Regions from separate parts of the Mus musculus genome. Here region 2 is linked to region 1. Evidence: chromatin loops called from intact Hi-C (ENCODE). Cell type or tissue: left cerebral cortex. All regions are shown on one strand.

Region 1 (8,000 bases):
CTTGGCCCTTGCTACAGTCCTTCAAAACTACAGAAAATCTCAGATCTGCTTGCTGTGATCAAAGATGTACGCCGATCACACCTGGCTTTCTTAAGAAAAATGGGGGTGGGCAGAGGAAACAAGGCTTCCCTCTATCTAGAACACTTTCTGTTCCTTTCTATACATATAGCATGAATTATGTCATATGGAGATATTTTAGTCTTACTCTGGCTACTCTGGAATTCACTGTGTAGTGCAGGCTGGTCTGGAACTAGGCAATCCTGCTGAGTCACCTTCCAAAGTGCTGAGACTGGTCCTGAGCCACTGCTGTAGTCTGTAGGCCTCTTAGTTGCTAATTAAGGAATTGTTAGGTGCTGGAGAGATGATGGATCCTGAGTTCAAATCCCAGAAACCACATGGTGGCCCACAACCATCCCTAATGCAATCTGATGCCTTCTTCTGGGGTGTCTGAAGACAGCTACAGCATACTTACATATCAAATAAATTTAAAAAAATACCTCAAGACAAACATTTAACAAGAAATGGAAAACTCTGGAGGCAGAGGCAGGTGAATTAATGTAGGATAGCCTTGTCTACATAGTGAATTCTAGGACAGCCAGAGCTACATAGTGGGAACCCGTCTTGAATAGAAGGGGAAGGGGAAGGGGAAGGAATATAGAAAGTCCCATGAAGAGAGCTGTAAAGTACAGGTGAAAGGCCCACTATTAAACCTGAGCTATGGAAAGCTCACGTCATGAGAACACAAGTTTCTCCCCAGTTGGTCTATCCATCTCTTGTGATTTCAGCAAAGGCACCAAGATTTCCCATAAGGAAGAAAAGTTATTCAAAGTCACAGAAAAAGAAAGACAAAAGAGCCAGGAGCCAAGTAAGACTTGGTGCTACTGGGGAGGAAACATGCCCCCCATCAGATTAAAAAAAATAAAATTGCAAGTCTTGTACAGTGGGTTAGCATAGCATTTGTGGAAGACAAGATGAGACCAACCACCAGGCTTTAAACAGAATTTAAAGATCCAAAAATAAGTCCACGTGCATCACAAGTTAAATGCATTCAATATGGCACCCTAAATCATTAAGTTCTGTTGGGTATGAAGACAAAAGTGTGTATAAAGATGCTGGGCACAGCAGCCCACACCTGTAACCCTCAAAGTTAAGTCAGGAGGATGCCTGGGGCTTGCCTCTCAGCCAGGGTTCACCCAGGACGAGCAGGCTGAAGCAGGAGTCACTGCCTTCAGTGTGTGGTTGACCCGCTTGGAGGAGGAGGGGCAGAGACTGAATCAGGAGAGACCACCAAGGGGTCTTCCTCTCTGTCCTTGCCCTCTGTGACCACTGCAGCATTCTGATTCCAGAGGTTTTGACTCCTCAATAGGTGCTCTTGAGGGAGCAGGGAGTTTAGGCTGAGCAGAGACTGATGGGGGGTGGCTTTCAGATCCATCATGGCTTTCAAACTGAAGCCACGTCTTTCTAAAGAAACCCCAGTGAGTGATGAGCACTACATCGCACAAATGAGAGTGACCGGGCATTTCCCTGGATTCCACTCGGCTCCTTAAGCCACGCCCCTTTGGCCCCAGGTGAAATAGCATGCATGAGTGTGCAGTGGCGCCGGCCTTTAACCCCAGAGCTTGGGAGGCAGAGGCAGGCGGAATTCTGAATTCGAGGCCAGCCTGGTCTACAGAGTGAGTTCCAGTTACTTTCCAGTCACCTGACAAAACCTCCCTCAAGGGAGGAAGGGTTTATTCTGGCTGACAGTCTGCGGGAGCAGACTATCACTGCAGGTCTTAAAGGCGGCATCTCAAATCACTTGGTTTGTTCAACCGGTATGAAGACAGAAGTGAGTATGGATAAAAATGCTGGGCACTGTAGCCCACATCTATAACCCCAAAACTGTGGAGGCAGAGATGGGATCACCCCTGGGGCTTGTGGATCAACTAGGGTTCACCCAGGACCAGCAGGCAAAAGCAGGAGTTACTGCCTTGACAGGTGTGATTAACCTCGATCTAGAAACTCCCTCACAGACATGCCCAGAGGTTTGTTACCATGGAGATTCTAATCGCCATCAAGGTAACAAGATCAACCATCCTTTCTTTTTCCTTCGTCTTCCAACACATGCTCTTTAGGAACACCCACGATTTCCTACTTAGATGTATCTGCTTCCACCACGGTTCAACTGACACAAAAGGTCTCAGATCTAAGCCCCAGTTTGGGGGCCAGTGAGATGGGCCAGCTATAAGGGCAACTAGTGCCAAGCGTCTAACCTGAGTTTGAGCCTGGATCCCCACATGCTATACAGAGAGAGAATGCTGCAAGTTGTTACAAGTTGTCCTATGACCTACACACACACACACACACACACACACAGCCCGTACCTCTTTGTTTTTCCCACTATTCTGGCATCCAGCAAGCCCCCAGCTTTCCTCCTATCTCTGTCCCCCAGTGCTGGGCTTATAAGCACACACAGCTATTCTCAGTCGCTTCATGTGTGTGCTGAGTCCTTCTGCAAGCGTAAATTCTCTTACCCACTGAGCTATCTATGCAGCTCCAGGTTCTATATTTCTAATGCTGGTCTGAGAACCACAGCAGGGAACCCAGGCCAGCTGGGCTTCACACACAGGAAGCCCTGGGAGGTAGATGAGGATATCAGCAGCTCCCCTCAAACCTGTCTGGCTCGCTGTGGACCCCAGGCAAGCCATGCTAGACTGTGAGCAGGCTCAGCTCCTGATAACCCACTCTAGGCTGTCTCCATGTCTAAGTCGGTGCTTGTTAGAAGAGCTGGGGCTATAAGCTTGACCTTCAGCGTTGGCCCTGTCACCCACCATATCCCTGTGCCATTAGCGGGAGGGGGAGGGAGGCAGTCACTCCCTGTGGAAGCAGGGACAAGTCACAGTGGTCATGAAGGAAGTGTGGCTTCACGGTGGGACGCCCTCTGAGTCACCTAATGGGACTCAGTCAGAGACCCAGATGACAGTGCTGGATTCAGGTTATAGCTGTTGCTCACCTTCAGCCGCTGTATCACTCGGGGTCAGTGTCAGAGATAAAACCCACTTTAATTAAATAGGAAGAGACTGAAGGAATGCAGGAGACTGGCTCCAGACAAAATAGGAAGGCCAGAAAAGCGCACATGCTCGTGTGTGTGTGTGTGTGTGTGTGTGTGTGTGTGTGTGTGTGAGTGTGTGTGAGAGAGAGAGTGTGTGTGTGTGCGTGTGCATGCGCGCGCTCAGGAAGCAGAGAGAAGCGCTAGGAACTGGCCTCTGCGGTGCAGACAGCCAGCCCTGCTATAACCAAGATGGTGGAGTCAGAAAACTGTTCCTGGGACTGACAGCGGTCAGGGAGCGAGGCTGCCTTCAAAGCTGTCTCCTTCGAAGCCACACTGCTGCTACGAAAAACCCTTGCCTGCCCACACGCGGTGCCTCGTCACCCTTGAAGCCAGCAACTAAGTAGCTAGGGAAAGCATACTTCCTCCACACGTAGACCGCTGTGCCTTCCAAATGTTCCGTGGCCTGTCTGAGGAGCCACACTGCAATCACATCTGGGACCTCTGTTTCCCGACCCTTGTAAGTACTGGAGACATGTCAGGAGGCGCAGGAAGAGCTAAGGCACCAGGAACCTCAGCCAGCTCCCTGTATCTTTGGAGGAATTGGGGGTGGGGGTGGGGAGTAGGCTATTACCTGAACAGGAAAAGGTATCTCCTGGCTTAAAAACAGAGGCAACTGAGCAAGAAGAGAGATGTGTATAGCCCCAGGGACTTGAGCTGGTCATCAGCCTGAGCCCTTGGATTTGTCAAATGCTGCCTTCTGCTGCCCTCTAGTGTTTGCGGAACAAACTGCTTCTCCACCTGATACTAAGAACTCCCCCGATGCCAGGAAAAGCCTCCCAGACTAGTCGACAAAATTACAACTCATCTGATCAGTTGACATTCGGGTCACACTTGCCCCAAATGTTACTGTCTTAGCTCTCCTGCTGTAAGATATTTATCCTCTGTAATTAGAGGGGTTCATGATGTCATGGTTCTGGTGGGCTATGGCTTCCCAGGAAGCCGTACTAGAAAGCATCTGATTTGTTGCACATTTGCTTGTCTTGACAAAGCCCTGAGCCCTGCCCCCACCCCACCCGTCATCTCCACGGTTGGAGATTGGAGGGTAAGATCTGTGTTTTTTTTCAGGACTCAGCCAGTAAGAAACAAGTGGCCGTCAACAAGCAGAGTCTTGAAATGACAGACTTGTTACCAACCAACAAACTGAAGTCATTGTGTTGACAGTTTTCAATCTAGAGACTCGATGTACCAATCAGAATTGTGGAGTCTGATCTGCTGAAGTATCCTGCCTGCCTCCCTGGTTAGGTCCCCAGTGTTGCATCTGGGATTCCACAGGATGGAGGGTCTGTCTGTCTGGCCCAGTGGGTAAGACTGGGAGCTGCTACTCCTGGATTAGCCTTCCATCACCGTCTCTCTCTTTCCCTCATCATCATTTGTGTTAAACTAGAGCCTGCTTTTAGATCTTCCTATAAGGAAGACGGCCGAGAGCAGGTCTCTTTGGACAATTTGGTTCTGTCCACAGTAGGGCAGAGGTCAGCAGCACATTTATCAACTCTCCCTTTGCCTACGGCCCCTTCAGCACACAATTCTCTTTAAGTCTCTACCCAGTCGGCTTCCAAATGGGTCTTCAAAACTGCCCTGAGTGTGGCTTCAGTGCCTTTTGTGAGAACTGTCTCTACCCCAACACCACGCTCTCTGAGAACCTCTAAATATTTGCAAACACTTTGACACAGTTTCAAACCACCGCAAGCTGGAGATGTCAACAGAAACCACTTCTTAAATATTCTGCTTAGCCAGCAAAGCCTTTTAGCTTCCAGGTGCCTGGGCTGTCCCCTTCCTGCCTCTCCGAAGCACCAGGCTGTTAGGAGAAAGGCATTTATTTGCAAACAAGGCCAGACAGAGATCAGAGGTCCCCTGCATGGCTTGGGGACACACACCACACTGTCATCACACACATCTGCTGTTTGCTTTCCTCCTGGGGAAGAGATGGGCTCCCCTTGAGGCAGAGATGATGAAAGGCTGCAGGGGGGTAGGGGTGAAGGCATGGGGGGACGGGACAGGGTGACAGCAAGCTTGAAGCTGCATGTGGGGTCAGGGCCTGTGTACTCAGGTCTCTTGGAGGTTGATCTGCTGATCTACTTCAAGGCTTTGGAATCGGAATCCCGGGATGTCGTCCCGCTGGGTTCTCAGGGGAAATTCTCAAGGGCTTGAGGTGGTGGCCTAGCCACAGAAGTGAGACCATAGAGGGACAAACACTTAGAAAAAGAGGCAGTCTCACGCTGTTGTTATGATGAGAACAACTGCCAGACCCCTGTGATGAGCGGGACAGAGGACAGGAGTGTGCCTCTGAGGGACAAGTCAGGGTGGCATAAACAATCATATCATTTGCAGAGAGAATTTCCTGGAAACAAATCAAGGTAGCTGCTACAATACCACAACATGCATTCAGTTAAAGATTATTTGGACCCACATTGCTAGCTGGTGTGTAGATGGAACCACCTGTGCCTGCGACTACAGCGCCACAGATCACAAGTCACAGATGCGAATGCTAATACTCTGCTTTAACAAATCCATCTGGATCACTTAGGAGCAGAAAATGAGATGTGTGAGTCTATTCATTGAAGTGGGTTCTGTAATGCCAAACTTTAGAAACCACCCTTCAATGACCTACTTATGGTATAGCCACAGTGGAACAGGATGCAGTCTAAAAGATGACAGAGCCAGTCAGTGGTGGCACGAGCCTTTAATCCCAGCACTCAGGAAGCAGAGACAGAAGGATCTCTGAGATTGAGACCAGCCTAGTATAGAGTGAGTTCCAGGACAGTCAGGACTATGCAGAGAAACCCTGCCTCGAAAAACCAACCTAACAAATAAACAGACAAAAAGATGAAGTTTCAGATCAGACTGTATATTATGCTATCACTCAAGGCTAACCAAGCAGAGTGAGTCAGGGGATAAAGAGGGACCAAGTTCTTCTGATAAGCAGCCTTCCCTCTCCCACCCCCCCACCGTCAGCTACATTTCCAGAGGTCCCTTCACAGGGTAGGCTGGGTAGAGAAAAATACATACATACATACATACATACATACATACATACACACACACACACACACACACACACACAACCTTTCTTTTTCCTGTGTATCACAATTTGCATGTTAATGAACATAAGACTTAGGCAGGGATTGAGGGATGGCTCAGTGGCTAAAACACTTGTGACACGGATATAAGGACCGGAGTTCACATCCTAGAATCCCATGTGGAACATAGACATACAGGAAGAGAGTTTTGTAACAGGAGAATCTCCAGAGAGCTCAGGCAGGTCAGCTACCCTGTCAGGCTCAGAGGCAAAACTAAGAGGGGCTTGTCTCAAACAAGGTAGAAGAGGGAGTGTAACACCCCAGGTTATAACGAGAGGCACCTTTAGAGACTGTGGTAAGCCTGGCCTCCTCGGGTCTAGAATTGTGTTTGCTAACAGGCTGTTTCATAGCTATTTAATCTAAATTTAAATATTCCCGCTTGGGAGAGAGAAGGAGGCTAACAAAACTCTTTAAAAAGTTATCACTCCATGATGTCATGCCAGCTATGTCATTACCCCAAATTGTATGTCCCAATGTGGCAAGTAGGTGCTTTATAAGAAAACAAAGTTATACATCAAGACGTTCGCAGATACGTTGGTTGGAACACTGGGTGGCCAGCTAAGGCAAAGTGGAACAATCTCTGCTACAGGCCCAGGGTGTTATCTGTCAGCATTCCTAGCCCTTTCATTGGTGAGAGCTAGGGATGTCTCTGTATATTCCAAATGTGCTGCCTACATCTGTTGAAGGGCAGCCAGAGTCTTTGCTCTCTGGAAAAGCTTTCTCAGATAAACATACCCACAGAGCATTCTAAATCCAGTCATGGTAATAGTTAACACCACAGCTATCACAGAACTCAACACCAAATCCCACATTCATTAGCCATGTGACCTGATAAAATAACCTATAGAAAAGGAGCGTCCCCGTTGCTTTGAATAACAGTCTAAATGGCATCCACTAGCCAGAAGTGCTCAAACACAAACCCTGGAGCCTGTGGGTATATCCTTATATCCCATAGGAGAATCCTGGATGACAAGAAGAAACCATCCATGTTAAAGAATAGGAGAGAGAACTTGGGATACAGCGCAGATGGAAGACAAAGTAAGGACAGGGTCAAAGATGCAACCACTGTAAGCTCAGGACTCCCCAGAAGCTCTGAGGAACATAAGATTATTAGGGCTGAGAGGCGGCTCAGTAGTTAGGGGCTCTTGTTGCTCTACCAGAGAACCCGAGTCTGGATCCTAGCACCTATGTCGGGCAGCTCAAGAGCATCTCAAACTCTAGTTTGGGGGATCTGATGCCCTCTTCTGGCCACTATAGGACACTTATGCTCACATGTATTTACATACACATGTACATGGTGCACACAAAGACACAGAGGCACACACAAAACCCACACACCAGTAAAATTGCCAGAACCAGCCCCTAACCCTCTTTAAAAGTCTAGCAAGGAAAGGGCTCCAAAGCAACCAAACTGGACAGCTTGGACAGCTTCTCCTTCCTCCCAAATTGCATGAAAGTGAGTACAATACAGAAGGAAGTAGTGTGGACATCTTAGCTACTGTTCCATCACTGGGACAAGACACTGTGACCACAGGACTTACAGAAGCTTTTAACTGAGGGTGTGCTTACAGTTAGTTTCAGAGGCTGAGTCGAATGTCGTCATGGCAGGGAGCATTCAGCAGACAAGCAGACAGGCAGCCGTAGCGCTGGAACAGTGGTTGAGCACTTAGATCCTGACCCACAAGGAAGCAAGAGTGAGACTAGGCCTGGCATGGGCTTTTGAAGCCTCAAAGCCCACCCCATAGTGACACACCTCCTCCAACAAGGCCACACCTCCTAATCCTTCCTAAACAGGTCCACCAACTAGGGACCTAACATTCAAATGCATGAGC
Region 2 (8,000 bases), 240 kb before region 1:
AGGGCTACACCTTCTAATAGTGCCACTCCCTGGGCCAAGCATATCAAACCATCACAGGGTGCGTTGTACAAAATTCCCAGATAATTAATAGAAATACTATGTTGGAGAAGAAAATAATAAAAGTTGTCAAAGAACAACTGCAAGGTTGGCTGATGCCTATCAAATCCAACATCACAAGAAAAACTGCCACCGACCACCACAGGTAAATGAGAAAGTCCCTGTGGTCATCTTGGCTTGCTGTGAGCCCTGGCCACCTTCTAGACCATCCTTCCTCCCTTTACCGTAAGGTGTGGGGGAAAAAAAAGAAGACAGAAAGCTGACTGTGTTTTAGTCAGTGGCCGCTGTAAGCTAAATCACCCAGAGCCTTGATAGTCTTGATTTTGGCCACTCGCACAGTGTGCTCAGAATTATTTCCCCTTGTTCAGCAAACCTGACCCCCTCCATCCTCCTATAGCTTAGAGGCATTCCGTCAAGCCTGAACCTGGTTCCCAATGTCTGGCTTGCAGCCAGATCTTAGTGGCACCGTTTACCTTCACTTCGGACTGCTGTGGCTTTGATTTTCCTGCTTGAGCATCCACTCTGTGCCCTCTGAGTCTGGCTGACAAATGTTTATAGAAAAGGAAGGACGTTGGGTGAGGGTGGGGGTGGAGGTGGGTGAGGGGGTTGCTCTAGAAACAGGCTGCTGACACACAGTACCTGTCGACTCTCCTCCATTCTGAGTCCACAGCAGAAGTGTGTGGCCAGCTGATACCAGAAGGAAATGGCTGGACCGCCAAGCAACGGCTTGCCAAGGAGCTTCAAATGGAAACAAGAATGCACCGAGCTCCCCAACCAGTAGCTCGAGGTTCTCTCTGATTGGAAACAATTTTGCTAGATAATTCCTTATGAACTTGACTTGCTTTCTTGACGATGTTTTAGCTCTTGAGCAGGGCAGTATAGTCACTCTGTCTAGACCTATAAAGACAATGGTCCAACGTTTTTTTAAAAAAAAAAATCAAACCAACAACAACAACAACAACAACCAGATTCCCAAACCAATATTTTCTCTGTAGGCTCCAGCAGAGCAGCTCAGTCACCTCACCATTCACTGTTTCCACTGTTTTTCCTCACGCTGATCCAATAATCAGCAACCTCAGCCGGGCCATTTATCTTTCAGACATCCAGTCTCAACAAGCCTTCGGCCCTTGGGGACATAACTCATCTCCCCATTACGATTCTGATACACATAAATGCTTGCACATTTTCATAAGTGATTTCATCAACAGACAAAAAGGGGGACACACAGAACTCATTAGTGCTCACAGGGAATCACAGAAGCTGTCCTCAGAAGCCTTCATTCACAGCATCTCTGCCATCTCTCCTAATGAGAAACTCAGTGGGCGGAGATGTTCAGGGATGTGGTTCTCAGGAAGACCTGCGACCACATGGCTACATGCTCTCTCCTGGGTTTTCAGACTTTCTCTTTAAACAGCAATGAAATCAGCTTTGCTTCCAGCCCTAACCTTAATAGACAGCAGGAGAGAGGAGGGTGTACCTCTCTGCCTCTAGATCTCCAGTGTTCCTTACCCCTTACTAGGCAAAATCTCAAAGCAGACCTTTAAAGGATGCCATTTATACTGGGATATGATAGGGTGGACTTCAACCCTCAGGACCCTGAAGCAGGAAGACATCGAGTTCAAAACTAACCTGGGCAGAATATCAAGACATAGTGAGACCCTGACTCAAAAGACAAAACCACTACTTTGTATCTATTCTAACAATGAAGAAATCTTTATAAGGGAATACAGTGACCCTGTGACCTGGAACACAGTGTCCTGTGACCTTTCAGACAACACAGAAGGCAGAAGGTACTTCACTGTGCCATCCAATGCTAACACGGATCAATTATAACCCCTGCAAGCACATGCAGCCCCTGGGCATCACTGATGGAGAGGTGTGCATGCCTGACCCGCAGCCCTGGCTTCTCTGTGCCCAGCTTTTCACTGCCTTTGATATACCTGACAATTCTAAGTTTTCAATAATGGAGGTCTGAGCAGATTAAATCGTGTCTACAACAAGACAAACAAACCGTACCCGGGGGAGGCCACTGTCCCCTGCCTCCCGTTTGCACTAAGAAAGCCAGCTTCAGATGTACTCTAAATGTATCTTACATTCCATTTCCTGCTTAAGTTCAGCCCCTTTTGATTGGTTACCTCTGCCTCGTTCTCTCATGACAAATGAGATAAATACAATCTTTAACACATGCTCATTTTATGTTTATATAAGCAGCATGATTTGCCACATTCTTTAAAAAGAAGAAGAATCATTTAATACTAAGACAAATGGTCCCCAGAGCTATTAAAAAGGACAATTTAAATCTCATTACAACAGATTCCAAAAGTCATTTGTTTTGGGGGTTTGGGGCTAGAAATACTCCTCTGTGTTATCAGTTAAATAAATGGCCTAAGCAATCTGTTTACAGTGTCTTCTGGGGATGGATTTGCTGGGGATGGGACCTCACCTGGAAGGAACCCGGGGCCTCTCTGTGGAAGAAGACCCAGCTCCCGAGCAGGCAGCTTTAACCAGAATCCAAAGGATTAAGGAGGATCCAGCAAGGCAACTGGGGAAACAGCAGGAACGGCTGGCCACCAAGGACTTACTGAGTTCCTGCCTGAGGTTCCTCGCAGAAAGGCAAAGCTCTACATGGAATGAAGGACCCTGAGAACCGTGGGGCCTATTCTTAAAGCTGTCGGAAGCCAGGCTTCTTTTAAACACCATTCTCTCCATAGTAATGCCAACTGACAATGGGGCGCCTACCACATCTGGAAACTGAAGGAGGAGTATGTTGGCATGAACGCTTACAGCAGGGGTTCTCCAGCTTCCTAATGCTGAGACCCTGTAATACAGCTCCTCACGCTGTGGTGACCCCCCTCCCCCACCCACACAATTATTTTCTTTGCTACTTCATAACTGTAACTTTTGCTACTGTTATGAATCATGATATAAATATCTTTGTTTTCCGGTGGTCTTAGGCTACTCATGTAGAGTCTTTAGACACCACTCCCCCAAAGGAGTAGTGTCTTAGTCAGGGTTTCTATTTCTGCACAAACACCATGCCCAAGAAGCAAACTGGGGAGAAAAGGGGTTTATTCAGCTTACACTTCCTGAATAAACTACATTGCTGGTCATCACCAAAGGAAGTTAGCGCTGGAACTCAAGCACGTCAGGAAGCAGGAGCTGATGCAGGGGCCATGGAGAGATGTTACTTACTGGCTTGCTTCCACTGGCTTGCTCAGCTTGCTCTCTTATAGAACACAAGACTACCAGCCTAGGAATGGTACCACCCACAAGGGGCCCTCCTGCCTTGATCACTAATTAAGAAAATGTGATACAACTGCATCTCATGGAGGCATTTCCTCAATGGAGACTCCAGCTTGTGTCAAGTTGACACACAAAACCAGTCAATACAGGTAGTAGCCCACAGGTTGAGAGCCAGTGATCTGTGGGAAGCACACAGCATCACATTATACAAAATGACCTTACTTCTCTCCAAAGGGGCACAATCCTCGGTCTTCTCTCACTCATTTGCTCTACTTAACAGATAACTCAATTGCTATGTTTTGAAAAAACGGAAGGTCAGGAGCACTAGAGAGACAGTGCCGAGAGGAAAGGGCTTTGCTGTGCAGCATGAGGGATGAGTTTGGATCCCCAGCATCCACAGAAAAAAGCTGGCATGGTGGCACATGCCCATAAATCTAGGGCTGCGTGGGTGGAGACAGGCGGATACTAAGGGACTCACTCAGCAGCTATCGTAACCTAAATTGGAAGCTGTAGGCTCAGTGAAAGACTCCATCTCAACAGCGGAGAGCAAGAGGAAGACATTCATAATTGACCTCTGGCTTCTACAGGTACATCCGCAGAGGTCAAAACACAACCTAGAACATCAATTCTCAACCTTCCTAAGGCTACACCCCTTTAATACAGTTCCTCATGTTGTGGTGACACACCCAACCATAAAATTATTTCTGTTGCTACTTCATAACTGTAATTTTGCTACTGTTGTGAATTGCAATGTGAATATCTAATAATATTCAGGATACCTGACGTATAATGCCAAAGGGGTCATGACCCACAGGTTGAGAACTACTGATCTAGAAGAAATTATAAACAGGAAGTATAGTTATAGCAAAAGAAAAGCTTCATAGCTTGCATTCTGTAATGGCTTTAGTCTGTGACACGGCAAATCACACATGTACATATGACAGACACATAAAGCTGTGGATGTTACCGTGTCAACCCTTACCACATTCCAGCAAAGGGTTAATGTCCCCTTCACAGAGATGTGACCTGGTTGTCTTTCTCAAGAAATTTTTCATAGATTTTTGGGATTTTCCAGAATTTTTTGTTTATATATAAAATATGGTTTGAGTTCCATAATTAAGGCATTTAAATGTGGGCTGGAGAGATGGCTCAGTGGTTAAGAGAACTGACTGCTCTTCCAAAGGTCCTGAGTTCAATTCCCAGCAACCACATGGTGGCTCACAGCCATCTGTAATGGGATCTGATTCCTTCTTCTAGTGTGTCTGACACACCAGTGTACTCATACACATATAAGATATTTAAATGTGGCTGGGGAGGTGGCTCAGTGGTAAAGAGCCCTTCCAGAGGACCTGGATTCAGTTCCCAGAACCTGTTTGGTGGCTCCCAGTCACCTGTAACTCCAGGTCCAGGAGGTCTGATGCCTTCATTTGAATTCCACAGGCAACAACAGGCTCACATGTGGTACACAGGAATGTATGCTGGCAAAATGTTCCTAGGCGTGAAATACATAAATCTTTCCAAAGGGATTTTTAACAAGTGAAACCGGTATCTCTGGAATCTATGTTGAGCTTTGAACAAATGGCCATGTTTAAATTTTTTTCCAAGGGAACAAAGTCTCAATTCTTGTTAACTCTACTCTGTTTCTTTTCTGACTTTATAGAACTTAACCACTTTTATTCCAAAGAGCAACATGTTTTTAACTGGAAATAAAGGTGGCCAGTGCCATTTTATTTTGTTGTTGTTGTTGTTGTTGTTGTTGTTGTTATTTTGGTTTGGTTTTCCCCATTGATTTGCACCTAGAGATAGTGCGAGAAAAGACTCTGGTAAAATATTTGTGATGTGGGTAGTGCCTGGTAGTGACTCAAGAGGGCAAAAAAATCACCATTGAACCCAGCAGTGTAGTTTTGAGAACAGACATGACAATGTGACAGAGGATACAAAGTAACAGTGGGCTGTTACTATGTATTTTAATGCTAAGTGAAGGCCAGAAGACCTGGTTGCCCCAGAGACAAGAGAATCCACAGGTAGACACAAGTGATGCTATGTGACCTTGTCCCAAGTTACTATTGATTGTTTAAGTAGAAATGCCAACAGCCTACAGTTGGGCAGAATTGAGGTAGGTGGGGCTTTGTGTTCCCAGTCTTGGGGTCTGAAGAGACCACAAGGAGAGAGAGAAGAAAAACGCCATGGGTTAGGAGTCAAGAAAGCATGGCCCTGAGGCTGGCCAATTGGAGTTAAGAGCAGTCCAGATGGAGCATATTAAGTAATAAGTCAGAGCTATCAATAGGAAAGTAGATTCTAATAGCATAGAGGGTAGATGTGCCCAGCTCTTGTGCTGTTTAAGGCTTATTGTAAATATAAAGGCTGTGTGTGTGTGTGTGGGGGCGTCTTTTATCTGGGAACTGAATGGTCAAAAGTGGGATAGAAACCCTACATGGGGATTAAATATTTTCAGCACCACCCACCCCCACCCCCACACATGGTCACCAAACAGCAAGCTTAATATCACACAGGAATGCTGTGTCTTCTCCAGTTTGTAGAAATCCACGGTACTTGGACAAAGCTTGCGATTTGATGACTACGAAGGAGAGAGACTGTATTTTAGGATGCAAAGGGGAATTTTAAAAGGTCATCCTTCAGGCAGGAATGGGCTTTGTCAGGAAAGAAAATGTTTTTCAAAAGAAAAGAGAAGAAAGGAGTCAAAATGGAGCAAGCAAAGGTGTGGTCTCCGAGGTTACAGGAGAGGCACAGGTGTAAAGCATCATGGGAGGAAGAATCCCAGGGGTGATGGAGAAGGCAACAGTGGGTGGGACCGGGCGTGCATAGCTTGTCCAAAGGGCTGCACAGAAGTTAATTCTGCAGTGAAAATGACACATCTCCAAGGTGACTAGTCACCAAGTCATGGAAAGCGGCCACAGGCAGCACCTGCCTCTCTGGATGCAGGAGAAGGCAGATGTGGTGACCGAGGAAAAACTCCAACAGCTGACGCAATGTGCCTCACCCAGACGAGCAACACCCAAGTTAAAGTCACTTCTAGAATCCCACTTGACACTCAGGCCAAAGCACGTATAAAGGAAAACTTGTTTTCAGGGACACACATTACAACATTCTTCCTTTCCAACTGAGATGAAATGGGAGGTGGGTATATAGCCGGGATGTGGGTTCAGGTTGAAGGCTTTGCCATCAGAGAAGCAAGAATTCCAGCAGCTAACTGTCTGAGGCCTAGGGAAAGGACACTCACTGACCACCTTGGGCAATCTTACTGGCTCCTGTAATAAATCCTATAATGTATCAGATTATAACCCCATCCAAGACACCTTTTGGGGCTACCTGACACCTTTCTTATCAGTAGACAGAAGAGGAAAAGGTTTTGTTAGTAACCTTTAGAGCTACAAAGTGAGAGTTACCAAAAGAATTTAAATGACTAATATTCTGTCTTGGTGACTCCAATACCCACATCTGTGTGAGTCTTCATCTCCCTTACTCTCCGTTGGGGAAGCACATGCCCCCCGCTGAGGCATCTGTCCTTCTGAGCACCCTGCTTTGTCTTAACCCTGATGCTTTTAGTAAAAATACATTTGGCAATGTCTCCCACTTTGCTTCATAAGTATTGGTTGGCCCTGAAATTCTTTTCCATGTTGAAACCCTTTTCTGGGTTCAGCCTGAACGGAGGCCATTAAATGTCTTGGGGGAATTCCTCGGGCCTTTTGAGGGTGGCAGTGTGGAGCTGTGCGTCTGCCTCAGCAGGTGCTGAGAAGATCTGAGATGTGTGTCTTCAACTGTGCATGTAGAGAACTCAGTGTTCCATTACTACATCATTTTTCCCCTGACAGCCTTAGGGAAGAGATTCCAGATGCCGAGGCCATGGTGCCTGGAATTTTCACTCCGGAAACAATTTAGCAAAGGTAATGTAATGAGAAACTAAACTAAATGTGAAATGAAAAGACAGCGAAGGCGGGGAACACTGGCTGTCCACCAAGGAGCCATTTGTAACCCGGGATGATGGACTCTGTGGAGACTCTCTCCAAGTGTAAGCAACAGCAAAAGCATGCCCTCTGAGGAACAAAGAGCAGGTTAGTGCTGACAGGGGTGTGTCCCTGGCAGGTGACCCAAGGAGCAAAGAAACCAAAGCTCACCAGGCTAGAACAAGGGTGTCTGTTTCCCTCTTCCGTTTGCACCCGATTTATACAAACAGTTGCCAAATCCCAGAACAGCATCAAGACAACAAAGCCGGACAAAGCCATGAGCTAGGCACAGGGAAAAGGTACAGCTTTTCAAAAGTTTTTCGGTCCAGCTTCCTTGCCGAGAGCTTTTGATTTACCAAGGAACTTTTAAGAGGAAACAGATGTAAACGCAATGCCTGCAACCCACACCGTAATTCATCCTGTATTTGAAATGGTGACACTTGCATCTTCAGGGGACTCATTTGCCCCTCTCAATTCTGTTGAAGGCCAAGCATGGAAGGCAAGAAGGATGCTGGAAGAGAAACATCTCCAGGACCCAGGTCCTTCATAGACTCCCCATGACACAAAGAGTTCATCTGGAGGTTAACAATAGCAGCTTGGAAACTGGGGCTTGTGCAGGGCTTTCCAAAAACCTAGACTTACACACTCACACCCTTACACACACATTCTCAGACTCTCCCATACACACACATCCATCCACATGCTCACAGTCACACCTGTGAACTCTCATGCTCA

The links. Hi-C counts contacts between places; a loop is a spot of excess contacts. Peaks named below come from ENCODE experiments on the same cell type or tissue, not always from the same donor. Only the 100,000 strongest peaks of a DNase experiment are listed, where the experiment ranks them.
Region 2: a loop joins it to region 1, with 4 times the contacts of the local background. A loop is called at or near these places in 9 of 42 quality-filtered maps.

Annotation. Positions count from the first base shown.
Region 1 is chr10:71,214,645-71,222,644 of GRCm38, forward strand. No RefSeq gene overlaps it. Among named protein-coding and RNA genes, the nearest start is that of 1700113B09Rik, 17 kb to the left of the region's middle. In left cerebral cortex, a CTCF peak has its summit at 3,806 (motif pointing left); DNase peaks (open chromatin) are centred at 251, 3,445, 3,807, 4,969 and 1 more place.
Region 2 is chr10:70,976,111-70,984,110 of GRCm38, forward strand. The region is part of intron 3 of Bicc1 (BicC family RNA binding protein 1); the gene reads right to left. Among named protein-coding and RNA genes, the nearest start is that of Gm24486, 98 kb to the left of the region's middle. In left cerebral cortex, no CTCF peak of the experiment used is centred here; DNase peaks (open chromatin) are centred at 1,357 and 3,738.